Regions from separate parts of the Homo sapiens genome. Here regions 1, 2, 3, 5 and 6 are each linked to region 4. The links are chromatin loops, found by intact Hi-C in ENCODE. Cell type or tissue: dorsolateral prefrontal cortex. All regions are shown on one strand.

The links. Peaks named below come from ENCODE experiments on the same cell type or tissue, not always from the same donor. Only the 100,000 strongest peaks of a DNase experiment are listed, where the experiment ranks them.
Region 1: a loop joins it to region 4, with 3 times the contacts of the local background. A loop is called at or near these places in 40 of 110 quality-filtered maps.
Region 2: it touches region 4 in a loop (6-fold over the local background); 9 of 110 quality-filtered maps call a loop at or near these places.
Region 3: a loop joins it to region 4, with 5 times the contacts of the local background. A loop is called at or near these places in 10 of 110 quality-filtered maps.
Region 5: it touches region 4 in a loop (5-fold over the local background); 32 of 110 quality-filtered maps call a loop at or near these places.
Region 6: it touches region 4 in a loop (2.6-fold over the local background); 16 of 110 quality-filtered maps call a loop at or near these places.

What each region holds. Positions count from the first base shown.
Region 1 is chr14:32,709,220-32,714,219 of GRCh38, forward strand. All of the region lies in intron 9 of AKAP6 (A-kinase anchoring protein 6), which reads left to right. Among named protein-coding and RNA genes, the nearest start is that of NPAS3, 230 kb to the right of the region's middle. In dorsolateral prefrontal cortex, a CTCF peak has its summit at 2,049; a DNase peak (open chromatin) is centred at 2,082; H3K4me3 peaks cover 801 bases; H3K27ac peaks cover 4,092 bases.
Region 2 is chr14:33,182,515-33,187,514 of GRCh38, forward strand. The region is part of intron 2 of NPAS3 (neuronal PAS domain protein 3); the gene reads left to right. Among named protein-coding and RNA genes, the nearest start is that of NPAS3, 250 kb to the left of the region's middle. In dorsolateral prefrontal cortex, a CTCF peak has its summit at 2,259 (motif pointing right); no DNase peak of the experiment used is centred here.
Region 3 is chr14:33,430,053-33,435,052 of GRCh38, forward strand. All of the region lies in intron 4 of NPAS3 (neuronal PAS domain protein 3), which reads left to right. Among named protein-coding and RNA genes, the nearest start is that of SNORA89, 280 kb to the right of the region's middle. In dorsolateral prefrontal cortex, a CTCF peak has its summit at 2,542 (motif pointing left); a DNase peak (open chromatin) is centred at 2,557.
Region 4 is chr14:33,790,183-33,795,182 of GRCh38, forward strand. It overlaps NPAS3 (neuronal PAS domain protein 3), which reads left to right. Exons shown (of 12, transcript NM_001164749.2): 10 at 3,715-3,862. Among named protein-coding and RNA genes, the nearest start is that of SNORA89, 84 kb to the left of the region's middle. In dorsolateral prefrontal cortex, CTCF peaks have their summits at 2,691 (motif pointing left) and 2,910; a DNase peak (open chromatin) is centred at 2,699; H3K4me3 peaks cover 1,801 bases; H3K27ac peaks cover 4,102 bases.
Region 5 is chr14:33,673,673-33,678,672 of GRCh38, forward strand. It overlaps NPAS3 (neuronal PAS domain protein 3), which reads left to right. Exons shown (of 12, transcript NM_001164749.2): 6 at 2,539-2,713. Among named protein-coding and RNA genes, the nearest start is that of SNORA89, 33 kb to the right of the region's middle. In dorsolateral prefrontal cortex, CTCF peaks have their summits at 2,539 (motif pointing right) and 2,739; a DNase peak (open chromatin) is centred at 2,599; H3K4me3 peaks cover 965 bases; H3K27ac peaks cover 3,150 bases.
Region 6 is chr14:32,935,369-32,940,368 of GRCh38, forward strand. NPAS3 (neuronal PAS domain protein 3) reads left to right here and starts at 3,511. Exons shown (of 12, transcript NM_001164749.2): 1 at 3,511-3,998. The coding sequence starts at 3,949. In dorsolateral prefrontal cortex, a CTCF peak has its summit at 3,000; DNase peaks (open chromatin) are centred at 3,043 and 4,463; H3K4me3 peaks cover 4,710 bases; H3K27ac peaks cover 4,878 bases.

The DNA of each region.
Region 1 (5,000 bases), 1.1 Mb before region 4:
AAATCTCATGTGACAGCCAGCTCTTGTGGGAGTTTTGAGCTCACCAAGTTCAGGAAATAGTTCCAGAAAGCTGATTGGAGCATTGGAGCACAACGATTTTTTTTTTTAATCTGAAGTGAATAATTGTGTTCCCCGTCTGCTGTCCACACTGCTGCTCAGAACTATACCCTGGTGGGGTGGACATCTCCCCAGTGCTAGGTAATATTTGGCACTCAGTAAATACTTTCTGATTTGAATCACCTACTTAATGATTCTTCTCCTGAATATTCCAAAGTTGATCTCTAAGAGATTTTGTACAGTTATTTAGTTCCATGGAAAGTGAGAATTTCAGTGGTGTTCCAGGACTGCAAGTACCTTGAAAAGACCTTCATTTCATTCCTTCTCTTTCAAGGATTGTTTTTATCCATTCCATATAGGAGAGAATTTGTCCTCCATTAAAGATCTTTCCAGAGGGAATTCCACAGCCTTCCATTAAAATGTTTAACTCTCCCTTTCCTGAAAGTCTTCTTATTTCTAGTGTAAATCCTCTCTGTTGGTGGTATTAATTGTCAAATCAGCCAGAATCCATGCTCTGTAACTAGCTCTTCTGTTTTCTGTATAGTCACATTTCTCAAGCTTTTGCAGTTTCAAGTTAGAAAATTTTTTGGTGCTCAAAACTGGTTGGTGAAAAAAATTTTTTTAAGTCATTTATTTCAGTTTTGTCTACACTCCATCTAACTGAAACCACTTCCATCCTCTTTTGTAGCAGAAAATATGCTAATATTGAAAGACTGCTGGTAAATCCATATATCTGAGAGGCTTTAACAAGCTCCATGGATTTCTCCATCAGGTTTTTCAACTATCTCTTATTAACAGTTAATAAAATAGTTCATGGATGGTTTGGAAGACGACTGTAGCTTTTCTGAGATGGTATGACTTACAGTATATGCCTTTAAAAAAATTTAAAAAGAAAAAGAACATGACATAAAAAATGGACCCAAAAAAAAAAAAAAACCTCTTCCATTTAGGGACAGAGCTACTTCTTCTCCCAGTGGATGCGTAATATATTATTTATGTCGGAGTGAGCATTGTGTTTTTGGCTCACATTCCATTTGGAGCATACACAATATGACAGTTTCCTTGGCTTATTGTTGTATATGTGGCTATCTATTTTTAATACATTGCTTTTGTCTCTTTTTCATGCTTGCTTACATCTGTTGTTATGAAAACTGACATAAAGTTTTTAAACATAAAAGAAGTGATGGAGAAAAAGATGTTAAGAGACACACAACATTTCAAGGGAACATGAGGTGGAGAAACAGGAGCAGAGTCACTACTGAGGGAAACCGAAAGCAGCCTCTGCAAGATAAATGGGAGGGAGGTTGAGAACAAGGGTGCGCAATCACAGACGAAAAAAAACAGCCATGGCGCTACACAAAGCGTTTCTAATGAATGAGGCTTAGTGCCTTTTCCTCCAGATCATTGAAACATTTTAGGCTTCCGTTGTTAAACGTAGGAAGTAGGGATAATAACACCTACCTTGAAAGATTGTTGTTAGGATTCTATGAAGTAATGTATATAGGGGCTTCACCTGGTCCTTGGTAAATAGTATGTGCTCAAAAGATAAAACAGAATCGGGGCTGACAACTATGACCTGCAGGTCACATGCAGCCTACCACTCATTTTTAAAAGAAAGTTTTGTTGGAACACTGCCAGGCACATTCATTTATGAAATATCTATATCTGCTTTTACGCAATGGTAGAGTTGAGTAGCATGAACAGTGACCATGTGGCCAGCATGCCTAAACTATTTACTATCTGCCTCCTTACAGAAAATGTTCGCTAATCCCTGGTATAAATAATAACTATTATGGCAACGCTTTAGGAATATCCATTATTGTACAGACTTGAATGGTTTCCCAATTCAATTTTCTATCTGCTATATTGCAGTAATATCTGTTGATTATGATCCTCTTGCCCCAGGTTCTAATTTTCCTTTTGTAACAACCCAAACTCTGTTTTGCTTGCTTTTCAGTGTAACATTAAATGATTAATTGGTTCATGTCACCACCAGGTGGCCTCCTATACTCTGTTGTGCTTCTGGTAACCAAAGAAAATCAGAAAGTGGATCCTATACATTTCTTTCAACTGTGGTTGTCACTGTGCTCACAGGCACTTCTCTGGCGGCTTGACTGCTCTGAAATTGTTCATTGAACCCTACACTTCATGTTTGGCCTTGAAACATAAATAGATTCACACGGACCTTTTTATAAAATGAATTAATGCTTTTAAATGCATACACACACACATACACCAAAATGGATTTTTAATAAAGAAGCTTGGTTGTCACTAATAGCTTCGCCATGATTCAGTCCCACTCTCATAGGTATACAGAGTTAACTGATCTTGAAGCTTCCTCAGGAAAAGACAAAGGCCAAAGAGGCTCAGATCTCTATATGTTAATTTCCCTTGAAGGGAATGGATGGACCTCATCTCAGTGCCCCAGTTTATGTTATTTTATTCTATAGATCCCCCTTTGAGCTTTCTTTGATCTTATTTTTAAGCTTCACTAAAGACCAGTGTTAGCAAAGGAAGATTGAGAAGCCATGTGATAAAGCCCTGGAGAAGGAGGCCAGATTCCCCTCGGGCAATTATTCTTATCCTCTCAGGCCTCATTTTCTTCATCTGTAAAGTGAGGGGGGTGGACTCAGTGTCTCTCAGGTCCATTCCAACTTCAGTATTTTCTCTTTGGTGAAAAAAATCAAAGATTACTTCAATTAGTAATTGACTTTGCCTATAAGCAATTGGACAAAATCAGAATTTTAAGACTTAATTTCACAGGCTAAAAGAACAAACTCATGGGTAAATATAATACAGGCATACCTAAGAGATATTGCAAGTTCAGGTCCATACCACCATAATAAGGCAAATATCATAATAAAGCAAGTCACGTGAATCTTTTGGTTTCGCAGTGCATATAAAAGTTGCGTTTACACTATACTGTAGGCTGTTAAGTGTGCAATAGCATTATGTCTAAAAATGTACTTAATTTAAAAAAATTTTATTGCAAAAAGATCCTAAAGATCATCTGAGCCTTCAGCAAGTCATAATCTTTTTGCTGGTGAAGGTCTTGCCTCAGTGTTGATGGCTACCGACTAATCTGGGTGGTGGTTGCTGAAAGTTGGGGTGGCTGCGGCAATTTCTTAAAATAAGGCAATGAAGTTTGCCACATTAATTGGCTCTTTCACAAAGGATTTCTCTGTACCATACAATGCCGTTTGATAGCATTTTACCCACAGTAGAACTTCTTTCAAAATTGGAGTTAATCCTCTCAAACCCTGCCGCTGCTTTATCAACTAAGCTTATGTAATATTCTAAATCCTTTGCTGTCATTTCAACAGTGTTCACAGCATTCTCAACAGCAGTAAATTCCATCTCAAGAAACTACTATCTTTGCTTATTCTTCAGAAGGAACACATCATTTGTTCAAGTTTTATCTTGCGATTGCAGCAACTCTGTCACATCTTCAGGCTCTACCTCCAATTCTAGTTCTCTTGCTATTTCCACCACATCTGCTATTACTTCCTCCACTGAAGTGTTGAACCCCTCAGTCATCCATAAGGGTTGGAATCAACTTCTTCCAAACTCCTGTTAATGTTGATATTTTGATCTCCTCCTATGAATTTCAAATGTTGTTAATGGCATCTAGAATGGTGAAGCCTTTTCAGAAGGTTTTCAATGGACTTTGTCCAGATCCATCAGAGGAATCACTATCTATGGCAGCTATAGCCGTACAAAATGTATTTCTTAAATAAGACAACTTGAAAGTCAAGATTACACCTTGATCCATGGGCCACAGAATGAATGTTGTGTTAATAGGCATGAAAACAGTAGTAATCTCCTTGTACATCTCCATCAGAGCTCTTGGGTGACCCAGTGCATTGTCAACGAGCAGTAATATTTTGAAAGGAATCTTTTATTCTGAGCCATAGGTCCCCACAATGGGCTTAAAATATATAGTAAACTGTGCTGTAAACAGATAAACTGTCATCCAGGCTTTGTTGTTCCACTGATAGAGCACAGGCAGAGTAGAGTTAGCATAATTCTTAAGGGCCCTAGGATTTTCAGGATAGGAAATGAGCACTGGCTTCAACTCAACGTCATCAACAGCTTTAGCCTCTCACAAGAGGGTCAGCCGTTCCTTTGAAGCTTTGAAGCTAGGCATTGACTTCTCCTCTCTAGCCATGAAAGTCCTAGATGGCATTTTTTTTTTTCCAATAGAGGGCTGTTTTGTCTACACTGAAAAATCTGTTATTTCGTGTGGCCACCTTTATCAATGATCTTAGCTAGATCTTCTGGAGAACTTGCTGCAGCTTCTCCATCAGCACTTGCTGCTTCACCTTGCACTTTTATGTTATGGAGATGGTGTCTTTCCTTAAACCTCATGAACCAACCTCTGTTAGTGTCCAACATTTCTTCTGCAGCTTCCTCACCTCTCTTAGCCTTCATAGAATTAAAATGAGTTAGGGCCTTCCTCTGAATTAGGTTTGGCTTGAGGGAATGTTGTGGCTGGTTTGATCTTCTATCTAGACCACTAAAACTTTTTCCCTATCAGCAATAAGGCTGTTTTACTTTCTTTTCATTTATGTGCTCACTGGAGTAGCACTTTTAATCTCCTTCAAGAACTTTTCTTTTGCATTCACAACTTGGCTAACTGGCACAAGAGGCCTCGTTTTCAGACTATCTCAGCTTTTTACCTGAATTGCTCACAAAGCTTAGCTATTTCTAGCTTTTCATTTAGAGTGACTCTTTCTTTCACTTGAGTACTTAGAGGCCATTGTAGGATTATTACTTGGCCGCATTTCAATATTGTTGTGTCTCAAGGAATAGGAAGGTCTGAGGAACAGAGAGAACTGCTGGTGGGTGGAGCAATGAGAACATACACAGCACTTACGGATTAAGTTCACAGTCTTATATGGGTGTGGTTTGTGGTGCCTCAAAACAATTACAATAGTAACATC
Region 2 (5,000 bases), 610 kb before region 4:
TGAAAGTATAGTTGTATTACTTGATAATAATTACCATTTGCTAGTACAATTTTATTATTATAATCACATTTATTTTTCTTGCCTTTAAATTTGACTCTGTCAAGGGTGTGATTATTGTCAACATATTTTTTCACTCTAGGTTCCAAATTTTTTCCTTTATACTCAACCTGTGATTGTCCACATGGGGTTCTGGTTCTGCCCAGCCGGTCCTTCATCATTTCTCTCTACTCTTTCACACCAGCATGTGGGCTGGCTGAAACCTCCCCATCATTAAAACAACCTCTTTACCCTATGTCCCCTATTCCTTCATAACCAATTTTTTGGAAACAGCAATGAATGCTGAAAATTTCCACTTCTTTATAGTACCCAGGCTTCGTTCCCACTGTCTCTCATGCTCTGCCTTCAGGGAAATTCTTCTGGCAGTGACATTGAATTGTCAACAGCCAGTGGCCTTTCTTCTCATCTATTGGCTTTGTGGACAACTCCCTTCTTCAAGAAAATATCTCTTCCTTGGACTCTTGTCACGCCTTTCTTTGGGTATCCTTCCACCTTCCTTTAAGTTGCCTTAAGGGCTCATATTTTTGCCACTACTTCTTTAACTCTCGATGTACCTTAGAAATCCATTCTTGGGCTGGGTGCGGTGGCTCATGCCTGTAATCCCAGCACTTTTGGAGGCCGAGGCAGGCGGATCACTTGAGGTCAGGAGTTCAAGAACAGCCTGGCCAACATGGTGAAACCCCGTCTCTACGAAAAATAGAAAAATTAACTGGGCATGGTGGTGGGCGCCTGTAATCCCAGCTACTTGGGGGGCTGAGGCAGGAGAATTGCTGGAGCCTGGGAGGCGGAGGTTGCAGTGAGCTGAGATTACACCAGTGCACTCCAGCCTGGGCGACAGAGTGAGACTCTGTTTTTTTTTTTTTTTTTTTTTTTTTTTTTTTTTTTTGAAACAATCTGTTCTTGGATTTTTCATGTCTTGCTCTGTGTTCTCTGTGCTGGCCCATCTAATCTAAGCCCAGGGCTTAAATGCTGTCCTGTGCAGGTGTTCTTCTCCATCACGCCTGTGTCTGCCTAGACAGACCCACATCTCCCAACTGAAATGTTGCATAGTGTCCTGGTCATTCCCTCTCTTCCACTTCCCTGGTAACCTTGTAATTGTAGTCTTCATGGAATTCAGAGTGACCTTCTAAAGTCATATCTCTCCATTGCTTATGATCCTTTCAAGACCTGTCATTGCCTAAATATGAAGGCCAAATCTGTTGGACGACTTTTAAGGGAATTTCATTGTCTGATCCTTGCTGAACTCTCATTTGCTTTTCTCCACTCCTCCTATCTGCAAGCCATATTCATGTGCCCCATAAATTGCCATACTGCTTAATGGCTTCTCATTTTCCTCGTGATGCCCCTTTTGTTCCAAGACACCCAACTTAGGACAGCCAGTATCCCTGAAAACTCTCATTTGTAATGACTTGTCTGAAGGACCACTTATCTAGTGAAACCTTCCTTGATCTGACCTGAGGTAAGATTGTCCATAATTTCTCCTTCGTAGCATGGCAGTACCCTGAGCTATAGTTCCTGCCATCTGTGCCAGTTTATACCGTAGTCAGGAACGAAGTCAAACACGCACTTTGAGCTTTCTGTGATTGGTCCTTGAATAGGGAGGGGCACGATGCCACAGAGCCTCCTGGGAGAACACAGGATGCAGACTCCAGAGAAAGCGACTGCTAAGGGGAGATTTTAAGGATAGGCAGGTCTTATTTTGGAAAGGGGGAAGCGGCAGAGGGAGATGATGCTAGCAGGAGAGGCCCTGGAGAGGAGAGTGAGAGAAGGGCTGACCAATCTCCTTAGGTGTGCCTGGAGTATCAGTTCAAGGAGCGTAATGGAGAAGGGAGCAGGAGCTGGTTCATACGAGGCCTTTACAACATGTTGATGAGTTTGGAGCTTATGGTAAAGGCAATGGGAAGCCATACAAGTTTCTGAGTAGGAGAGAGACTTGGGAAGGGTACACTGTAGACAGATCTCTCTGATTACAGTGAAGAGAAAGGATTAGAGCGGGGCCAGTGAAATGGGGTGACAAAGGAGTTAGGGGGTTATTGCAGTAGTTCAGAAAAGATGATAGTGGCTGAGAGTAGGTAGTAGCACAGATGGAAAGAAATTGGGTTCTAGAAATTCTTAGGAGGGATAAGAGAACCTGTAAGTAACTGGATATCTGAGATTGTTAGGGGAAGAAGAAATACAGGATGCTGCCCGGTGTTCTGATGTGGACAGTGGGTGGTGCCATTTAACAAGGATAGGCACCAGTGGGGAGAGTCAAGCTTTCTCAGGAAGATGGAGATCTGTTTGGTGCTTCACGTTCCTGTGTAACATGAACATAGGGAAGGCCAATAGGCAGCCTGAAACCTAGAAGAAAGTCTTATCTGCCTATCTTCTTTTTTTAAATCATGTCTTATTCATCCTCAAATGTCTTGTGACTGTTATCCAGTTGGCTTTAAGAACTCTTTCAGTGAATGAATGAATGAATGAATGAAACAGGAATACTCCCTGGGGTGATCCAATCCTCTCCACTCTTGTCCACAAAGGGCTTATTTGGATCATTTAGCCAATCAAGATTATCCTGCTAGCCTTTTCAGGATTCTTATCGTGAATGCTTCTAGTACAGTGGAAGAACCAGAAACAAAAGTACATTCTAGAATACAGAAAAAAATGTAAGGACCATTTTCCTCCTCAGTATGAATACCTATTTTCTTATCCCATATTTGTGGCGTTATCTGCCTTTTTTCTCCTTGAGAGTCAGGATGTTTGTGATTTTAATGAAGGTTTCACATAGAGAGCCAGATCCTATTTTGTGTTATCCATGCTAATGTTCAGATAATGAAAAATGGCTATAGTTTTAAAGTCTAAGTAGTTCAAATTTCTGCAGGGTACACTTACCACATAATGAGAAACCGAATCATGCTTTCCAAAGTGGATCCTATCAAATATCATTTCCTCCTATATTTATATTCAGTTTGGAGTTAATCTGGCATTATCCCTAGGTATTATATAGGAATGGTGGTAAGGATTCTTGTTATTCTTGCAAAATAGTGTTGCCTAAAATTTAGCTAATGTGTTCTTGAATGAATGGAGAATTTCTTGGAAAATCACAGGAACACACACACACAGACTCCTTACACTCACTCTCATGTAAGGAGTTTAGTGGACCTTATTGTAATACTGGCCAAGGAAAATCTTCAGAAGAGAGCCACTCGGGAACTGAAGATGTTCTTTTTGGTTCCTTTGGCAGTAAGGGAACCTGTGAGTCAAGGTTAAGACTTTGAGAGCTAAATAATACAACTGACTAGGCTTTTTTTCCCCTACCAGTAAGCAATCCCCAAGGTCACGGACTCTTGTCTTCAAAAATTCTAGAGACCTGAAGTGATTAAGAATTGAACTTTCTTCTGTTTATCATATACCACAAGGGAAGAAATCAAGTGAATCTGAGCTCTGATGAGAAATGCTTGGGTCTCAGTCAAGGTAGTTGCAATCAGAATATAATTCAAGATGCTGGGTTAGGAGATCACTGATTTCTGCAAAAAGACAAGTAGACTCCCCCCCACCCACAAGTCACTCTTGATCTTCATTTTTAACTTTGCTTTGCAAATTAAGCCTTTAAAAAAGCATCCTTGATTGAGGTGAACCATGCATACTTTTAAGTTACATTTTGTTTAACTCTATCTCTGCAGTATAAGTACACTCTGGTTGTGCCTGTGCACTTGGAGACCTGTTTGGTTGAAAATACTGAAATAATTTTGTAAAACATTATCTTATAGTGTTGAGGGCTGTAATGATTTTATTGTAGAGATGGTCTGGTCACCAACAGTGAAATAATACAACTTAAGTATTTTTTAAAGTGAATCTTTTTGCATAGATACACTCAATTATCGTCTCTGTGCTGGTGACTCAATTATTTTACCCTGCCACCAGATTTCATTTCTGAGCTTTAGTTTGAATATCCAAATGATCTCCTGACATCAGGACCACTGCCATGTCATGATGATAGCTCAAGTTCTGCCAGTTTCAATCTGAACGCATGATTTTCCCTCGAGTCTGATCTACCTCCAGTGTTTTCTGTCTCAGTGCATGGTATCACCGCTTGTTCAGCTGTATAATCAGAAACCCTGGATAGGGCTGTATCCTTGCTACTGTTCACTCCCTTATCCCACACCTAATTCATCAGCAAGCCTTGTTGAATTTTTTTGTTTAGTGTGTCCAGAATCTGTCTCCTGTTCTGCAACTCCCCTGAGATCACTCTAGTGCAGTGTTTCCCAGCTAGGGATGGTTTTGTCCCTAGGGAATATTTAGTCATCTCTGGAGCCATTTTTGGCTGCTACAACTGGGGAATTGCTACTGGCATCTAGTGGGTAGAAGCCTGGCATGCTGCTAAACATCCTCCAATACACAGAAATGCTCCCACAACAGAGTTAAACAGCCTAATATGTCAATTGAGACAAGGTTGAGAACTCCTGCTCTAGTCTAAACCAGCATCCTGGATTTCCTTATTCCTGAATTACCACAACACCCTTTGAACTGGTCTTCCTCCACCTAGTACTTAAACAATGCAAATCCACCTTCTGTGCCCTTTGGGGCTTCTTACTACCATTAGAATAAAGAGCATCCTTTCTCAGAATGGTCTGTAAGGCCTTATAGGGTCTTGCCTGTGGCCACTTTTCCAATGTCAATCAATCTTGTTGCTTTCTGACTTTCTCCATTCCACAGCTGTATTGGCTTAGTTCTCATCTTTGTCTGTACCTTGTTCTTCATGCCCATGGGGTTTCATGCACACTACCCTCACCTGAAATGCTCTTCTCCACACCTTTATGTAGGTAATTTCTCTTGATCATTCTTTAGTTGTAACTGGAAGATTATTGTGCATGAGGAGTGCTTTTTGAACCCTGCTCCAGAGTAATCTTCTAATGCAAATTCTGATAGCTCTGGACTTAAAAAAAATTATGTAGGTTTGTTGT
Region 3 (5,000 bases), 360 kb before region 4:
TTGGTCTAGAAAATCAAAGCGTAATCTGGCTTGGTATTTTAAAAACCTCAGGAAAACGAGGCTTGATGAGGATTGTAAAATAAAAGGTGCTTGTTGTTGCTCTTGCAAGCACTTAGATCAACCCAGGGTCAAAATCCAGTGGTATAGGACAAAGAGCAGACCCAGTTTCCTGCCTCTATTTCTTCCCCTTCCCCTCCCCCATTCTTCTTTTCCTCCGCCTTCCCTTCAGTTCTTCTTTCCTTCATTTTTCTCTAGGAAAGCAAAGAGTAAAATATTTTCCTAGGAGTAGAGAATAAACTGGTAGGTTATAGTTGTCTTTGACTTGTTAACGATCACACTGGCTCTCCTTGGGTCTTTGGGTCATTTATCATGTGGTCCTCGTCTAGGATTTGATCAGATTCTTAGAGCATGGGTGGCCTAGCAGAGTACATGTTATGGCTCGAGTTCTAATAGGATTTTTCCTTCTCCCCTCTCCCAACTACACTCCCACTCCCGGGGTGTCTGCACTGTGACAAGACAACTGTTCCTCACCCAGCAGTTTGAAAGCACTGATTTTGCTGACACTTTGATATTATTCTAGAGACATAAGCCAGGCAACAGAACTGGCATCAGATCTCCTCAGACACTAACGTGAGTGCCCAGGGAAGGTTGTAGATGCACATTTGATTTCCACATCTATCTTCTCCCTGCAAATTAAATTATTAATTTTCCCGCATGTCTTCTTGTTTAATGAGAGGAGTGGTGGCCTTTATCTGTGCACGTGTGCAAACAAAACATCACAGCAGGGGCTCCTGAACTGCCCAGAGAAGCTGAGGGGTTTAAGCAGTCAGATGCAACTGTCTTGGTACAGTCAGTGTCATTTGCCAAAGTCTGTCTGGCTGTTGGCATCATAAACATGGAAGCATGCAGACTCCAGTGCATATCCTCACATACATATCCGAAGATGAAAGCTCCTTTTACAAATACAAAGGAAAGATCAAAAGAGGAAAAATAATGGCATTTAAAATGCACGTGGGAAATGCAAAATTATATAATGTGATTGTTTTTCTGGGTTCCATTAGAGTGGTGCTATTTTCTGAGATGATACCGTGTTGGTTGATTACTTTTCCATGTTTGAGATAATAAGTACTCACATCAACATGATTTTTGATTTGTTACTATACAAGTTCTACCACATCTGGCTTTTCCAGCCTCTCATGTTAACATCTCACTAGTTAAATACATGTATTAACTTTTCCTGGTCTTTAGTGTCACTGAATACCAGGAGGTAGCTCTGATTTGGCAAAAGGTCTACATGTATTCATATAAGTTGTTTATTATAAGAATTACTTAAACATAAAAAATTTATATATTGCTTTTGTTCACTTAAAGGCCATTAAACATTCTTTGTTTTATTTCATGCTATTTGAATATTGGAATTGCTGTCGATTCTAGAACAATGTGATTCATGTATCCTGATTCTAGAGTGTTGACTTTATGGCTGCATGACATAGAACAAAATCCATCTTAGTGATTATGAAGGATTTTAGATTGCTATTTTAAATATTTGTTATCTCTCGCCTTTGTTTTATAAATGTCAATATCTTCTTTAGGGATCTAGAGTTCACCTTTTCTCATCAAGTGAAATGATGTATCCATTTATTAAAATTGAATGTGAACTGTAAGGTTGACCTGAATGAAGAGTCAATTTTGATGATTCTTTTTTTATATTTTAGAAGCTGTTGAGAACTCCCAAATTAAGAACATGATAATCTCTGTGGGTCCCCTCTCCTAACCCCACCTATTACTTACTCTATTAAAAAAATATGATTTTCTGAATTGTTACACAGCCTAGCCTTCCCATTTTTCAAAAATGATGTCACTCAGAAGTCCATGTGAAAGGTATTAGTCTGATCAACTATAGCATTTTTAGTATTACTCATATATAATATGGCATATAATGTGTCATATCATTTTATGTTTGAGAATACATAGTTATTTCTTAAAAACATTAATAGAAATGAGAATCAGTATATAAAGAGAAAAGTACTTTTCTTGTATAGGTACATCTAAATCATTTATAAAGGAAAAAATTCCACAGAGCTCTCACCACCCCTCCACTGGGCAGAAGGGAGCAATCTTTCATTGTCAACTGTAGTTTCTAATAAAAGGAGCGAGTTTGTACAGTCATTGCTTAACAATATATTCCTTTGGGAAAAAATTGGTTTCCCTTTAGTAAAATGTTCCTGTGCATTTGGTTTGTGTTGCTATGTAAGTGTAATTAAATGCACATCTATTTACACAGCTTGTGAGGACTTATTAGTTGGTTTTGCTTGCATTTCATAAGAATATCTGGCCTTAATCACTTTATATTTTCATAGGACAAGTATTATGAAAATCTCATTCACTTGTAAATACATGAAATTACAATCTCTAGGAAAATGGTTTGTAAAACCATTGGCTGGTTTGGAATAAATCTTTGCTAAACCTCAATATAATTTATTAAAAGTACCATGTTGACTCCACTTTGAACAGTGGCCTCATTTCTCATGTTCTGTTTCAAAGGAGCCCTCTGCTGGACAGCTCTGTGTGATATCACATGCACGCATATATTTATATATGATTTATAGGCTATAGTTAATATAACCCAAAAGCCATTTATGATTGAAACTCTATCGTTGCAAATTGAATGCATCACTGAAACCTGTTTTGTCATCACTTTTTCATATTTAATGAACAAGCAGTTGTCTAAAAATAAAATGTTCATCCTTAAAGTTTACTGTAAATCACTGTACATCAGCATATTCCCACACATGAGATAATCGTACTAAATGAACATTCATTACCAATAATTTTAGTAATGAATTATTCAGCTGATATGCAATTATCACACACATTTCTAAAGCAATTACTTTATTACATAGGTATTCCATGTCATTGATTTTACTTGTCTATATTACATATGTAAATATAGAAATCTTTGCTTTTACCATACGTTCAAATGCAAAGGGATTTTTAATGTTTATTTGTTCAATGTCATCAAGTTGTGAGGATGTATGGTTAGTATTAACTACATTTTAAGAAACTTGCAAATGTCAGAAAATTGCTGTGATAAAATGAGGCAGGAACAAATAAACACAACCCAAAAATCGTGGACCATGAGGTTATAGAAATGGTATGTTTTTCTGAGTAGCTTGTCAGTAGGCTCATATTATTATCAATTATATTTTTAAAGCTGCTGTTATTCAAGGCAATGATAAATAACGACTTGAAATTATAGTCCCATGTACATTTAGCCTGGGAAACAAGATGGTATAGGGAAACCACACAGCATCATAAAGCAAACGCAGTCTTTGAACTTACAGAGACTGAGTCCAAATCCTGCCTTTCTGACCCTGAATTATTTAACCTCATCTCCAGAAACAGTCTCAGAAAGTTGTGGTAATGAGAAATGGCATAATGACATATGTCAAGTGGCTAGCACGTGACCAGGTAACTTTGAAATGGGCTGCTGGAATGTTCTCCATACATTTGGAGGCAACTACTTTGTTTCTCAGGGCAGACTTATATTGCTTTTCTTAGCAAGCAGCAGCCAAGATAGGGCCTTGTACTCTTGGACTTCATTTATATGTAGCACACTAAGTATTATGAAACAGAAGTCATAAGTAGTGTGATAATTGTTTTAGGCAATAGCTCATCTTTCAGACTTTGGAGTTAAGCCCTAACTCTAGGTCAAAAGCCTGAAAACAGCCTTTTCTGTAAAACAGCATAACCAATGTGAGCCATGAAAGTTTCGGTCACTGTAGACATCTTTTTAAAAATTATTTTCAAAATGAATATAAATGATTGTTTCAGAACAGTTTAATAAAACATACTAGGCCGGGCATGGTGGCTCACGCCTGTAATCCCAACACTTTAGGAGGCCGAGGTGGGCGGATCACCTGAGGTCAGGAGTTCGAGACCAGCCTGGCTAACAAGGTGAAACCCCGTCTTTACTAAAAATAACAAAAATTAGCTGGGCGTGGTGGCAGGCGCCTGTAATCCCAGTGACTCAGGAGGCTGAGGCAGCAGAACCGCTTGAACCCAGGAGGCGGAGGTTGCAGTGAGCCAAGATTGTGCCATTTTACTCCAGCCTGGGCAGCAAGAGCAAAACTCCGTCTCTAAATAAATAAATAAATAAACAAACAAACACAGTAATCAAATTTCTGTAGTTGGCCAGGTGTGGTGGCTCACACCTGTAATCCCAGCACTTTGGGAGGCCAAGGCAGGCAGATTACTTGAGCCTAGGAATTTGAGACCAGCCTGGGCAATATGGTGAGACCCCATCTCTACAAAAAATACAAACATTAGTCAGGCATGGTGGTGCACACCTGTAGGTCCAGCTGCTTGGGAGGCTGAGGTGGGAGGATCACTTGAACCCAGGAAGTGGAGGTTGCAGTGAGCCGAGATCACACCACTGCACCCCAGCCTGGGTGACAGCAAGACCCCATCTCAAAAAAAAAAAAATCCATAGTTAACAATGAAATAGAATGACAAATGGCATAGACTGAGAAAGTATTGTCAAGTCACTCCTCATTTGTTCTGTCTTTGTTATTCACCCATTAAAATTCACACTGCAGGAAGTTGATTCTTTCTTTTGAACACTGTTTTTAAAAAATGCTACATAAAGCTTTGTGTTAGCTTATATATGAGTTTTTAACAGAAATATAAACAAGTATCAAGAATATAGTACGAGTTGAATAAATTTTGTTTAAATAAATAAAAATTGAATGAACGGATCATTCACTCTTCTAGCAGAAGACTTTAAAATATTCTTCAGTAGATGATGCACCAAGCTAGACTTGCACTGGGAGGAAAATTGTCAATACAGAGCTATAGGGCCAAAGAGTTCAGTAATTTTGAGGGGGGTGTGGTTGGGAGATGGGAACCTATACACATAGCAGCAGCAGAAATGTTTTCAAGGTCAAAAATATTGGGAGGGAATAGACTCACCTGCAGATTGGAGATGTTTAATTCAGTGA
Region 4 (5,000 bases):
ATCTCTTTTCAAGGGACAATTAACTCTTTTTAAGGACTTTCATATCAAGTAACTCACGTGGTGCTTATTTTTGTTATTCCCGCAAAAGGAATTTTATGAAATAAACTTATTCAAATATTCTCTCCTTTCTCACTGCTTAAACCTAAAACTTGAAAATAAAAAACAACAGCCACTGGATTGAAGAGAATCAAAAAAGTTTTTTCTGTGTTTTTCAAGTTCTCTAATTTATTACACACTAAAAATCCTTTCAAACTGGCACCAAGGTGGCTTTTCTTCTTGAGCTGATTAGGACCACATGAGTTCAGGAAAAGCTGTCAGATCCTGCCTCTGGCGCAGCTGGAATGATCCAACTGATTTGCCAGTATGACTTTTTTTTTTTTTTTCCAAGGAAAGAAGCTTCATCCCAAAGTCATAAATTTACATTCTGGAGGCCCAAGCAAAAGGTATTTCTTTTTCATTTTTTAAAGAAGCTAAATTCCATTATGATTTCTTTTTTCTTTTTTTGAGCCAGAGTCTCGCTTTGTCACCCAGGCTGGAGTTCAGTGGTGCAATCTCAGCTCACCGCAACCTCCGCCTCCCAGGCTCAAGCGATTTTTGTGCCTCAGCCTCCCTCACAGCTGGGATTACAAGTGCACACCACCACACCTGGCTCATTTTTGGATTTTTAGTAGAGGCAGCGTCTCACCATGTTGGCCAGGCTAGTCTCGAACTCCTGGCCTCAAGTGATCCATCCACCTTGGCCTCCCAAACATTATGATTTCTTTTACAAGATCTGTTGCAAACCAAAAGCAACTTGGGTGATTTTTTGGTAAACATGTTGTCCCAACTCTGCACCGTATCTGTAGTTATCTAGATTCCCACTGGCGCTTGGGGGTCTCATTCAGAAAACACCAATCCCTAGGAGAGACCAAGTGAGATTGCCTACCCTTTAGGAATTCTGCCTGTCAGACTGGCCCAGGGTAAAACCACAGGTCAGTCAAACTCGTCCTCTTCAGCCGCCCACGGTGGGCTCCCGAACCTGCTTTGTGGTATTCACCACAGGAAGTCAAGGGCTATCACGTGGCTCCCCGACTCCCCAAGGAAGCCGTGAGCCATTCCCTTCCCCTTCAGTCTTTTTACAGATACCTCCTCACATCAGAAGTCACCTGTCCTGCCCCTCTCATATTTAGCTCTCCTCTCTTGCTAGCTGACCCTTGGCCTGGGTGATAAAGAAAGCTGTATTATTATATTCATGGGCCCTAACAAACGAGTGCTGGATTTATCTTCTCAGGAAACACAGATCCATTTAGGTAGACCCAGAGTCATCCTACTGTAATTCAAAAAGATGACACCATACGGTCCCTTAGCAAAGAAGCCTTTCAGCCCCCTTCGCTACACATACGTGCAGACCACTGGGGAGGCCAAACGTTTGGCTGGATGTCTATTTCCAAATTGGGATTTTATTAAGAGAAAGTATTATCAGGAAGGAGGGGGTGATCTTTACATTGATTCTGCAGATTCTAATTTGATATTATAACTCCTTTATCCCTTTGCCCCTTTTGTATACTTTGTAAAGTGGAGATAATTCTTTTTAAAATTTTGCCTGCTTTTGGTCAAATTCTAGTCTAGAACTCCCAGGCAGGCTGTGCTGATCTGGCCTGCCATCTCAATGTATTCTTCATGTGATTCTAAAAAGGGGCTTCTTAGTCTCTTTGCCTTTGTTAAACATACTAGAACCATTTGGAATTATTCCTCATTCCAGACACAAAGCAGACAGAATTATACCCCCAACCACTGATTGGGGTGCTGTAAGTTTTCTCTGTGAAAATAGTGGACAGAATTATATAACCCATCGTTCCTCTGTTAATAGTTAACCAGGTTGAGAGGATTTGAATAAAAGCACATCTTGTTGCATGCAACAATGGTTTGACAGAAGAGCTGTATGGCAGAGTTAGTATTTTACTGCTTTCAGCTTCACCACGCAGTTTTGTAGCCTGGGAAGCCATGCATGCAGAATGGCAGAACTTACAATTGCCTACAAAAGGAGAGTACAATGCAACCTGTGGAGCCACGCCACCAAGAGAAGGTGACAGTTCCGGGCCTTCAAAACACCCTAAACTGGTGAGGAGTTTCAGAATGAAACTTGTTATGATTTGAAACACTCATCAAAGTGAGGCTTTTTCAAGTAACAGTTAAGACATAATTACCAAATTTTACAACGGTCCCGTTAGTGTGCTGTGAGAAAAAAAAGGAGAATGGAAGAAAACCTTCCAAGTTTATATGTTTATGGATGTAATAGATGGATGTGGCACTTTCAGAGCCAGGAAGAGTGGCTCAGGACAAGATGAGAAGAGCTTCCACAGCCTTAAACACAGCCCTTTTCCAAAGTGACTTCCCTTCACACCCATCCACCCCCCTCCAAAAAAAAAAAAAAAAAAAATCTAAATGTACTTCATGAAACTGTTGTATATGAAGCACTTATTAGCCGTAATTAAATGGACAATATGAATTTACTACGTCTTTAGGACTCTGGCTTGTTCTGGTTTAGAGCAAGATGATTAATGCAAATACATATTACTTGAGATAACCATTTAGCAGCTAATTTAGCCAAATTTATTACAGCAGTTAGAGGTTTTTCATTTCAGCAGACGGAGGCAAGGACATGCCAAAAGTGGGCGACGTAGATGAGTGCACACTGCCCTCTAGTGGCCAGCCAGCCGGTGAGCTTTCGCGGGGCGCCGAGTTGCTGCGATCCGCAGCCAAGTAATAACAGCAGGTTTTCCACATTTCCGGCACCCTTTTAAACCATTCCCATCCACAGCACTTTATTTCAGGGGATGATTTACTGTGCTTTCCCCTTTTACTAGCTCAGGAGTACCCAGATACAAATCAAATCAATTTCAACTTGGCGAGATTTTGGTTCAAGTATCATTTTTAACATCTGCATTTTAAAGCTCTCTTTCAGTGGGTATTTAATGGCACCGTTTCACATTACTGATTGTTTTTACTTGCTCCTTCATTTGGGGCCATATTTCAGAGTCTGTGTGGAGCTGTCACTCTGTTTGGCTCCAGCCAAGTCAATTCTGTGCCTCCCTTAGGCCAGTGTTTCTCTCTGACTCCACTGGGGAATTTATTTTGTTCCAACATTCAGCGAAGTCTCACCAGAATCTCCCCCGACTGACCAGTGTAAATTTAGTTCATCGGAGGACTATAAATTCTGTTAGACAAGATCAAAAGGAACAGACATATAAGGACGCGGGTTGAGATTGCTCACACGGAGGAGAAACGATCAAAGACGAGGGGTAAAGCATCTTTGGAACCATTCAAATATCCAGAATCTCAAAGAGGTCTACCTCCAAGCTATGAATAAATCACATACAAATTTGCCTTTCTTACCATCTGATGTCAAATCCATTGACAATATCCACACCGCATTAGGTGTTCTGTGAGCCAAAGAGATTTGTAGTCCTTTTATTCTTTTCACACCATGGCTGCCCAAAACGGAATAAAGTCTTGCTACAAATGCCAGTAACCCTGGCTCCAGAGCTGCCGCTCCACTGAATTGATTTCATTTGTCCTACTAATGGCATTCTATATTAAGCATACAGAGGGTCACCCTGGCTTGGTGTAGGTCCTCCCATTTTTAGGCTTAAGGTTTTGCAGAGATAAAAAAAAAAAAAAAGTTATTTGATCCCAGTCTTAATACAATGCCTCTGTTTTGTTTTTTTTCGCCAGTGCTGAATAAGGGTCAGTGTGTGACAAAGTACTATCGCTGGATGCAGAAGAACGGAGGATATATTTGGATACAGTCCAGTGCCACCATAGCTATTAATGCCAAGAATGCAAATGAAAAGAATATCATCTGGGTGAATTACCTTCTTAGGTATATTTTCTACTTCTTTTCTATTTCTGTCCTGGTTATAAAATATGCCATATAAAATATGGCTATGGTTAATAGCCGACATGTTGTGAATATTATCTTTTGACAGTACCTGGTGTGGAATTTCATGGCAATTCTGCTGTTCTTTCCACAAGATTCAAATAAATGTGAGAAGATCAAACTATGTTGGAAGGGACTTGCAGGAAAGATTTCAAGATTTTCAATCATTCTTGGTCTGTCAACATTTGGGCATCTCTGCAGAAGTTGCTTTGGTTTTCCCACAAATGCTTAGGCCAGAATAATACAGACTTCAGCCTACAGCTGAAGCATTCAAAAAGCATCTCCTCTTCCCCAGCACACACACACTCACACACTCCAGTTCTTGTGGAAATGAAGTAAAACAGAGCGGGAGAAAAGTGGCAGGGAACATTATATTCCTCTTATATTTCTTCCCTTTGATGCCCTTAGCATATTACATAGGGTTTGACTTCCTGGGCATTAAAGTTTCGGTAAACAAAGTGAGTTGCTTTGCCGGAATCAAACAATAGCGGTGTAAAAAATGAAGGCAATTTTTTTTTTTTTTTGGCCCACTGCTTTGTGATCTTTGGCAAGCTTTACTGCTCTTAAAATGTGTCCTTAACAGTCTATCTGCAAGTGAGCCCAAGCTCAACTGCTTCCTAAATTCTGGTGTGAGACACCATTTCTCTCCCCTTCCCAGTCTACATTCTGCCTTTGGATTCAAACTAGCAGAAAAGTAACCAAGACCCACAGATTGGGCCATCTTGAGTTTGGGGGCAGGCTTTCTGGGAAGTTCTCCACCAATCCTGCACTTGGCCTGGCTCCCTCCCACCCCCATCATTCTGGTCTTTGGCTTCTCCTGGCCTAAAGCCACCAAGCAGAGCCCACACGTGGTCTGAGTAGGAAAATTTCCAATAGGTCTTGGGAATGGAAGTTGGTGCCCTTTGGCTGATAATTTAGACAGGGAGTACCTGAATCCCATTTTTCTTTGAGACAGCCAAGTGGAGCTGGGAAGCTAACAACCATGGCTCATCAGCACACTGGCCCTTCAGAGTGTGTTCACATACTTTGGTGATGACTTGAAGGCATGAATGTGCTTGCTACCAACAGCATATCAATCAGA
Region 5 (5,000 bases), 120 kb before region 4:
CTCCGGGCCACAGCCTGGCACCATTCCCAAGGAACACAACTCCAGGGGAGCATCCATGTGGAATACAATGTGAATGGTTCTCCTAGGGCCCTGCAGAGCAGCAATGCTGCCACTTTTAGAAGAGGAAACTGAAGCCCAGGGAGGTTAAATTAATTGTCCAAGGTCACACAACTGAGGAGGAAGATTCTGGTCTTGAAGTCAGGTTATGAGTCCAAGTAGTGGGGCATTCCTCCACACTGTGCAGCCTTAACTACAGTATACATATAAACACTATGATAGTGTCAAACTCCCAGTGCCCACCTCGCCCTCATCATTAAGCTTTGAGGTATGTTGGTGGGAAATCCCATGAGGCCACAGGGAGAAAAAGTCCTCACCGTGCCCTAGTGCTCTGTGGCACATCAAGACTCAGTCTTGCCCTAGATGTGCCATACTCCGGACATTATTGTATAGGAAGGAAGTATCTGCACATCCGAGCAAATCAGGATGTGGAGAGAGTGGCCTATTTCTGCTCTCTATAAGACTGGCTTACATGAACATTCAATAACCAGCTCCCCTAAAAAAATCTATTTTATCTGCCATTTGTGTTGTCATCCTATCACAATCTATGGTCCGTGCCAAAATGCACATTGAAGTATTAAAGGAAAAAATTAGTTTGAGAAAAGTGACAGAAATATTTACGAAAGTGCTACAATTGGACTCCATGCAAAACGAGAGTGACTTCCTCATATTCACTAATCTCCAAACAAAATAACCATCATCAAGAAATATTAAAACACACATTTTATTAGTTCCATTTAATTTCTTAATTGCTCAAAGTCAGTTTACCCATTTATTACTGTGTGAAGTGCTTAGAGGCAAGGCGCACATTAAAGGGATTATTTCCATGTAATCCCCCCCTCCCAGAGGGTAAGAGCTGATCACTGTGAATCCCGATTTACGCTCTGTAGCAATAACAAATGGAGGAAATGGGGATTGTAAAATGATATAGTCAGTGGTTGGGTGATACAGGAGGAGAGTGCAATTTAATAGCAAGAGAAAAATGCCTAATTTTCCGTAAAAGTTACGCGAGCCTTTTTCAGGAATAGCTATTAACCAAACTGAATTTAGCCTCCTGTTTTTCTGACTATACCTATGTTAACTGATAGATGTGGAAGATCTGCAGCCTGTTAAGATGTTAATCAAATGGAGTCTGGGAGTAGATGTGATCATATTACCGGGACTTGGAGTTCTGGGGACAAGAATTGCTCTGAGTATTACAGTCTCTGTGACAGTTTTTCCACCGCCAGTCTTCCCTCTTGACATGAAAGGGTGCAGGCACGCAGGTGGAATCTGGAGGGATGCTGGAAATTATCCTGGAAAGGGAAGTGAGGTAGGCAGGGGTTCTAGGTAAATATCCACCAAGAAACTTGTGACAGTCTGAAGCTCTGGCAGCTTCCATGGTACGTCATAGCTGGCCTGAAACCATTGCACTCCGGAGGACCGGGAAACCCATTAGTGACCTGGGAAAGAGCTTTTGCTTGTCCTATTGCTGACATATCTCTCCCTGTTGTATGTGCATGTAATGTAGAGCATTACCACTATTCTTAGGAGATAAAATTTAGAGCATTAGAGGAGTACAGAGGTAAGGCCAGTCCTTACCAGCAACTTCTGCCCCTTCAGACGGCGCACAACTCAGACGCAGGGGTCATGCCTGACAGCATTAAAATAGTCAGTGCCTCTATTTCAGGCTGAAACAGTTCTGATATTTGATATTCATTCTCTGCCTTTAGAGTTAGTTAGAGAGTTAGCCTGATTCAAAGAGTATACAAAATAAAACATTTTTTAAAAAGCCTTCAAGGAGATTTGTACTATGTATCCTATTAGATTGAAGGCAAAACAAGCTGATTGCAGCAGAAAAAAAATATGGCTGCTTCAGACCCCAGCTGACCTCTTTTGTATGGAAAATCCCTCATACGATTACAGAGCTAATGAGTAATTTTTAATGAAAACATTATGCCTTTGCATATATTTGTAAGCAGCCCTTCTTACATTTAAATTTACATGGAAATCAGATGATATGTATAAAAACACATCTTGGAAATCTGTGTATTTTAAGGAAAACACTCGACTGCTATCTCTGGCTGTTTCTATAGCTGTTCCTATCCAAAACCCAAACTTCTCAATAAGAAAACTGTAGAATTCAGTCAATCATGTGGTTGACACCAAACACGCAAGTATTTGATGATGCGTGGATAAAACAGCTGAATACAAGGCAGACTCGTCCACATTTCACAGAATGTTTGGCTTTATGCAAACAACAGTGTGTGAGGAAAAAAAAAAAAACTGAGCTTAACAATTGCTAAATAAATACATGTGAAAAAATCTTTCTCTTTCACCTCAAGAATTCTTAAGTATTTGAAGATGAAGACAGAACCAGGATTGTTTCTGGGACCTGAATGTATTTTCTTTTCTACTCAGAATCTGAATCACTGTGTTGAATTTGAAAATGGAGAAGCCTATATAATGTCTTTCCTTCCCACCCTTTCTCTCGCCCTCTAGGTGGAGCTGACAGGCAGCAGTGTCTTTGACTATGTCCACCCCGGAGATCACGTGGAGATGGCTGAGCAGCTGGGCATGAAGCTCCCCCCTGGGCGGGGTCTCCTGTCACAGGGCACTGCTGAGGACGGAGCCAGCTCAGCATCTTCCTCCTCTCAGTCGGAGACCCCCGAGCCAGGTGGGAATTGCAAACCCAGTGTGTGGGTTGGTGGGCAGGACCTTTGCCAAATGAGTGTGCTCAAGTTACCCATGTGAAGAGACTATAAATAGGTCTAAGGGTATTTAACAATTCCATGCAGCTTCCAGTCCCATGCAGTAATTAAATAAGGAAGAGATCTGAAAATAAGGAGACATTTTAATAAGTATAATCCAGAGATCTAATTTCAGTTGAACAATACATGTAGAAGGTACTAGTTCTTTTAGTTTCTCTTTCAAATTACTAGAGGGAACAGCTTCCGATTTGGAATACCCTCTTCATTTTATTGTTACCATGGCTAAATGTAATGCGTTTATTTATTATTCAGCAAAATCTATGGCAGAGGCATTCCAAATAGTAGCTCGTGGAGAATTAAAAGTATCAGGGACTTGTAGAAATCTTGGTTTCTTTATTTTTTTAAAGCATCAGAAGGTACTTGAAAGATGTGAACAGATAAATTAAGGCTAAAAAGAAAACAGAAATGGCTACATTTTAAACTGCCTTTCTACCCTCAGTATTTAATTAGATCAATTGTATAGAGGAATGAACAGAGGTGACATTCCTCATTGGGATTCCTTCCAGGACTCTTATAGACTTTGCATTCAGAATGTTCCCATTTTCATTGTGTTGTACTGATGATAATTTAAGTATTAGGGGAAAATCCATTTATAAATTAAACAAAATGACTTGATATCCATCAGTCCCCTAGTTCATCAAGCTGTTCAAACACGGGGAAGATTGGCTGGTCGGCCTGGGTCTTCCGAGAGCGCTGGTAATTAGATCTGCGAAGGATTTATTCTTTGCTGATTGGGGCTTTAAATTAATTGAAGTTCCACATTTGTGGTTTTGTCCTTTTTGTACTTTTTTAGAGGAGATATTTCATATTCTTGTGTGGTGGAGTGCTTGGCCAAGCAGCAGTGGTTTAAATGTTAATTTTTCTCATGAGAAGTTTAAGATTTTTTGATGAATCAAGGCCTGATTTGAAGTGCAAAGTTGTATTTGCTTACTTGGAAAATTATTTTTTCACTCTTCAAAGATGCTTGTACTTTACTTGATCTGTTGTTTTAAAATAGATTCGTAATACAAAAGCATTTTATTAACAAGAAAAATAGAAAAACCTATGTTAAGATTAACATTAAAATAACTCAACATACTTCGAAGACAATAATTTGGCCTGCCTAGAAGTAATCACGATATGTTTTCTCACACAGAAGGAAAAAAAAAAAACAACACACATTTGACTCTTGGAAGTATTTTAAGAACCAATCCATTTTCCTCACTGAAGTTAACTGTAGTTTCTAGGGCATTCATTATTCTTAGCATTGGTGATCATCCTTCTTCAGTGAGCCCCACACATGAGAAAAGAGAATATTTAAGATTATTCTTTACCTTTTAAAAATGAAAATACTTTTGTTCAGGTGGGCAAGTGATATATTCTTATACCATAGCTCACTGACTTTACTGAGCAGCTATGTCAGCGAGATAACTGGAACTGTTTTTTAGTCAATAGAATGTTCATATCTGGGCATATTTGAGAAACAGCACATGCAAACGGTTTTCTACTCTTTCATCCTGATGTTGGAGAACCTCTTCCTCATGACTCAAACACGCAGCATGAAAGAATTTAAGTTTCTAAGCCTTTGTATGAGGGAAGGTCTTAGAAAAGTTTGTTTCCTTGAATCACAAATGCTCAAGTTTGAAAGGATCTTCATGATCCTTTTATCCAACCTCCAACATACGCAGCCAAATCTCTACAGCAAAACCAGCAGGCAGCCTTTCCAGTCTCTGCTAGATTCTGCCCTGATAGGAAGCTCATGAACTTGCGAGGCTGCCCACTCCCTTGTTGAGTAGTTCTCGTAGATAGTTATGCCTGATATGGAGCCCAAATCTGCTTCGCTGCAACTTCCCACTGATCCAAGGTCTGCCCTCTGGGACATTTCTGATTTACTCCTTCTTCCCTATCCTAGCTTCTCACACATGTGAAGTCAATTACATCAGATCCTCCTTTCCTCCTGTCATCCTTCTCCTTTCCAGGTCAAACAGTGCTAATTCACAACCCTTATTCAATGGCGTGTTCCTAAAAGCCTCACCATCCTAGTCATCCTGCCCTGGCTGTGCTTCAGTTTGCAGAGAACCCTCTAAAAATACAGTGAAGAGAATAGCACAGCCCTCTAGATATATTCTGATTAGTGCAAAGCAGAGGAACTGTCACCTTTCTCAGGGTAGGCTACTATACTTCTCTTAATGCAGCCTGAGGTTAAATTTGGTC
Region 6 (5,000 bases), 850 kb before region 4:
CCGCGCATACGGACAGCTAGGGGGGCAATTGATCACTGGAGGCTGATTGATCATTTGTTTCCAAACAGAATAGGAACGATTTTCATGTGTAGCTGTAAACTTGCAATTCTACATAATAGTGTTATCATGTCACCTGTTACTACAGGGAAATACAGCATGAAATCCGAGTCTCTTCGGCGCTGTTAAGTATTCATCTTAAACGCATTATAATGCAAATGCATAAGATTCAGGGATACAAGTTAGGAAGCAAATTTTACAAAGTCAGGCTAGGTGGTGAGAAGGAAGTTTTAAAGTATTATTTGTAGTTCTCTTAAACGTATTTATAGATTTTTCTTAAAAATTACGTATTTGACATTGAAATAGTAATTTGATTCAATAAGGAAAGAAAGGGAAAGCAATTTACCACTACCAACAGCTTTAGAACCCTGAAGTTTTTCCTGAAGGACAACTTTTGATGTTCCAAGATTTTACTGAAAATGTAATCCACGAAAATGCGCTGAGAAAAACTAACAATGTACTATGAAAGGTAAACTCCCCATTTGTGGGGCTTGGTTTTATAAAAGATGGAAGAAAAAAGAACACATGAAAGTGTGAAATTAAATATTTGTGTTTCCCAGATTGCACATGATTAAACATCTGAGAGATTTGCCAATGGCATTTAACTTAAAATATACACAATGCATAATTCAAATAACAGTTCCTATTTTTACCTTGTATTTCAAACTTCATTGATTTGAGAACCTTTGATTTGAACCAACAGTATTTAAACTGAAAAGGTTAAGATAATCTATCACTGCCATATTTTGTGCCTTCCAAGCAATGGCCCAGTGACCAGAGCAGATTTTGCATAACACACTGAGTGTTTTCCAAGTTGATGTCCAGTATTCCAAATATTCTGTAGAAGACTTCATTATATGCTCTGTGTACTGTCTGAAGTTTTTTTTTTTTTTTAAAGAGTTTGGAAAATAACTCAAAAAGGGGCTATTCCTTGTCAAAGGGATTTTTGATTTAAATTATTTTAGTCTTGTTTTACTTCAGTGATTACAGGAATCTTTAATACAAAAGATCTGGGACTCTTTCAAACATGAAAGACTAGAAAAGAATTAGATTTTTCCTTTTCATGGTTCAGGTATGTTTTTTTGGTCACTTATACAACATTTAAATGACAATAGTATCTGGCGGTCACTTTAACTAGGAAGTGCAGGCAATGGTCACAATAGTATGGTCTGTGAAGTAGGGAGTCAAGGGTCAGAAATGTCAGATGGCCTTTGGAAGATTTCAGGGACCTCCGGGAACTTGAGCTAACTTATACCATATAAATTGGGCATAAAAGGGTGGGGGATTAGGAATTTTCTGCCATCAGGTTTGCTCTGAGTGTTGTTATCCTTTACCATAAAGATCACCTCAGAGAGAATTTTCCCTCAAGGCAGGAGCACCAGGGGCAGTCCCCTACAGTCTGCCACCTCAGCACTGAGAGCTGCACTGGTGCTTTCCACTTTCAACTTTGAATTTGGGCACCTTATGAAGTCTCTGAATCCCACTGCAGTTCTAAAGACTAAGGCTTTTTTTTTTTTTTTTCTAGCATCTCTAAACTTTAGCCTTTGGGGTGTATTATTCCCTCCTTCGATTTTTATGTTATATTGGCAGAAGAGAAGATGATAGCTGTGAAAAATGTAGCCTTCTTTGATTTTGTTACTAAGACATGATGACACCTGTTACTGTCTTTTAGTCAAAATAGGGGGAGGGGGGCAGAGAGTGAGCCGTGTAGGTCAAGGTCATTGGCAGGTGTTGGAGGTAGGGTCTGAGTCAGGAGTCCCCTGTCCTCTGGCACCTCAACAGGATTGTGGGGTTCTGAAGGACAGACTTAGTTTCCGCTTGGATTTGTTTCCATCTGGATTTGTTTGTTAAGTGAATGGTGACATATCATTTTACCAAAAAATTATTTTTAAGTACTTTTGAGGAGTCCGCCGCGGGAGTGACAGGAGTGGGGGGTTTTTCAAGCAAAGAGTGGCCTCTTGGGAGACTACAAGCTTCTCTCATTTGTCATCTTCGGGCAGAAACCCCCTAGACTGGGTGTCCTGGAGCCAAAACTTTGAACTGGCAACTTTTTCCCTTCTCTGCCAGCCCATGTATATCTTGTCCATAACACTCTCCACTCCAGTTCATTTCTCATTCTCTCCTACCTGTAGAGTGTACTCCAAAGAGAACTTAAACACCATCATGCAGATTAAACACCTCTACCACGAAAAACATTTATGTGTTCCTTTGGAAGTTTCCAACTCCCAGCCCTACTTTACTGGAGTCGTAGAGACCGAATGGAGGACCCCTTTTCAGGTCTTTATTTTTTTCTTAAGCTTAAAGTCAAATGCAGAACCTCACACAGGACTGATGTTTTCCATCAGGCGCTTTCATTCATTCAAAGTGGAAATGCTTTGGGAGTCCTTTCTACTTGCCTGGTTGACACATGACTGACCCAAGTCTCTGCGTAAAAAGCTGTCCACACGCTTCTGATTGGTTTAGTGGAGAAAACGCTCTGACCAGGGTCTACCCAGGTAACAGGATTCTAGCCCGGGCCCTGCACTGAGTAGCCAGCCTTTCTCTAGGCCTTGCTGAACTGTCAAACCGGGGTGCGGCTGGGCTAGATCCCAGAGGGTGGCAGTCCGGTCCCAAGTCCCGGGACCCGAGTCGGGAGGGGCTTCTGTATGTGAGTTTAAACGCGCGGGGATTCACCTGTGAACCCTGGGGTCTGCACTCCTGTACGTCCGTGACTGATGCAGATGCTCCGGCTTTGGGAACGCTGCTGAGAGCGCCAGAGCCACAAGGTGCTTGTGCTGCTGCTGCACCGCCCACGGGGCTCTTGGGCCCATCTGCTTGGGCCAGCGCACCCCCCATCCGTATTGATTTCCGCTGCCCCCAAGGAGCTCCCGGGACTGTGTCCTGCCCCAGCTCGCTCCTGTGGCCTCCCAGTTCCTTTTTCTGTTTCTTTCTTTCCTCCTGGCTGCAATACTCCAGAGAAGGGAAGTGTTTGAAACTGCAACTGAGTGGCGTTGTTGCGCCGGCAGCCGAGCCTCCCAGTCCCCCAACGAGAAAGAGAGAGAGAGAGAGAGAGAGAGAAATTGAGAGAGAGAGAGAGAGAGAGAGAGAGAGAGAGAGAGAAGGGGGGGGAGGTGTGTGTCTGCGTACGAGAGAGCGCTCTGGAGCAAAGCAGCTGGAAAATGCCCAGAAATACTTTCACAGCGGTCAAGCTGGAACCCCCCGCGTGTCCTCCCCCTTCCCGCTCCTCCCGGCCTAGACCCCGCGCCCCCCGCAGGGAGGGTGTGCGCCCCACCTGCCACCGGGCTGCTCCGGGTGGTAGAAAGGGGTGACGGGGGACGGGGGCGGGGGCGGGTGGCGGCGCGGGGGTGAGAACCCGGAGGCGGCGGGGCCCTGGGCCGGGCTGCCCGCGGGACCGCGCGGCCGCCTCCCCCCGCCGCCGCCGCCGCCTCCCCCTCCTCCTCCTCCGCCGCCGCCGCCGGTCGCCTGTCTCCGCGCCGGGCATGCCTCGGGAGCCGGGGCGGCCCGGGCCGCGGGCGCTCTGCGGCGCATGGACGGCGGCGGCGCCGGGCGAGCAGCGGGAGGAGAAGGCGCAGGCGGCGGCGGAAGCGGCGACCCACGGCTGGGAGCACCGGCGGCGCGAGGGGACGGCCGGCCGCCCGCGAGGCTCCGGCCCCACTACTTTTCCGTAGCCTCCCCACCTCAGCAGCACGGCCGCCGCCGCCGCCGCCGCCGCCGCCACGGCCACGGCCACGGCCCCGGCCCCGGCCACCGCCCGCCGGGCAGCCCAGAGCGCCGCGCACGGCCGCACTCTCCCGCCACCCCACGCACACGCACACCCCCGCCCGCCCACGCCCCCCACCCGGGAGGGGGGAGAGAGGCAAAAAGTAAGAGAGGAAAAAAAATAGCAGGAAGATGGCGCCCACCAAGCCCAGCTTTCAGCAGGATCCTTCCAGGCGAGAACGGTAACACTTTTCTGTTTATTGAACCTGCCGCCGGGCCGCTGCTCCCGCCGCCGCCGCCTCCGCCGCCGAGGGCCCCTCTCCGCAGCCCGCCCGCCTCCTGGGCCGCGAGCCCGCGGGGACCTCGTCTGGGCGCAGCGCTCGCCCGGGGCCCCGCGCATTGTCCCCGCGGCGGCTGCGGCAGCGAGAGGCTCTGGCGGCGGCCGGGCTCTCTGAGCAGTCGCACCTCCTCGGCTCGGCGAATAGAGTGACTCACTGACAAAAAAAAAAAAAAAAAGAAGAAAGAAACAGAAAAGAGAAAAAGAAAAAGAAACAAACAGATGCGAAGGCGCTGCCGTGTGACGGGAGCAGCAGCGAGGGTGGGGGGCCGGGGATCCCCGGGGCCGCCGCAGGTCCCCTAGCAGCTGCTCTCGAGGAAGGGAATGAGGCTGGGGAGGGGGAGGGAAGGCGGCGAGCAGGGGGAGGAGGCGAGGAGCAGGAGGAGGAGGCCGGGGGCGGGGAGCGCGGAGCTCGCGCCAGGCCCGGAATGTGTCGCGGAGGGGCCGGCTCCGTCTCCGCGCGAGCAGCTAGGCCGGGCCGAGCCCAGAGGAGCGCGGCCGCCGCCTCCCTGCCTCCCGGGCTGCGCCCTCCGCTCGGCAACTTGTGGGTCTCCCGCTCTGCCCTCCGCTCTCATCTTCCCCTCCTCTCCATACCCCTCCCAAAGGAAAAAGAAAAATAAAGAAGAAAACCCTCAAATCCAAATAAGCAAACAAACAGCGAGATCCAAAATGTGTCAGCAGTTGGAGCATCTATGCCCCGTTAGTTACTGTTTGGGGATCTGTGTTTTAAAAAGTTCCTGGTGAGAATTGCATATCCAAGCAAGGGGCTCAGTCGAGCATGTCTATTTGAAGTTAGTTAAACTAGTACAGCCACAGGGAAAGGGAGTTTGTGTTCAAAATACCCGTAACTGTTCTACGTGAGTAGCATTGATAGATTTTCAGAGTAACTCAGCACCCCCTCCCCATC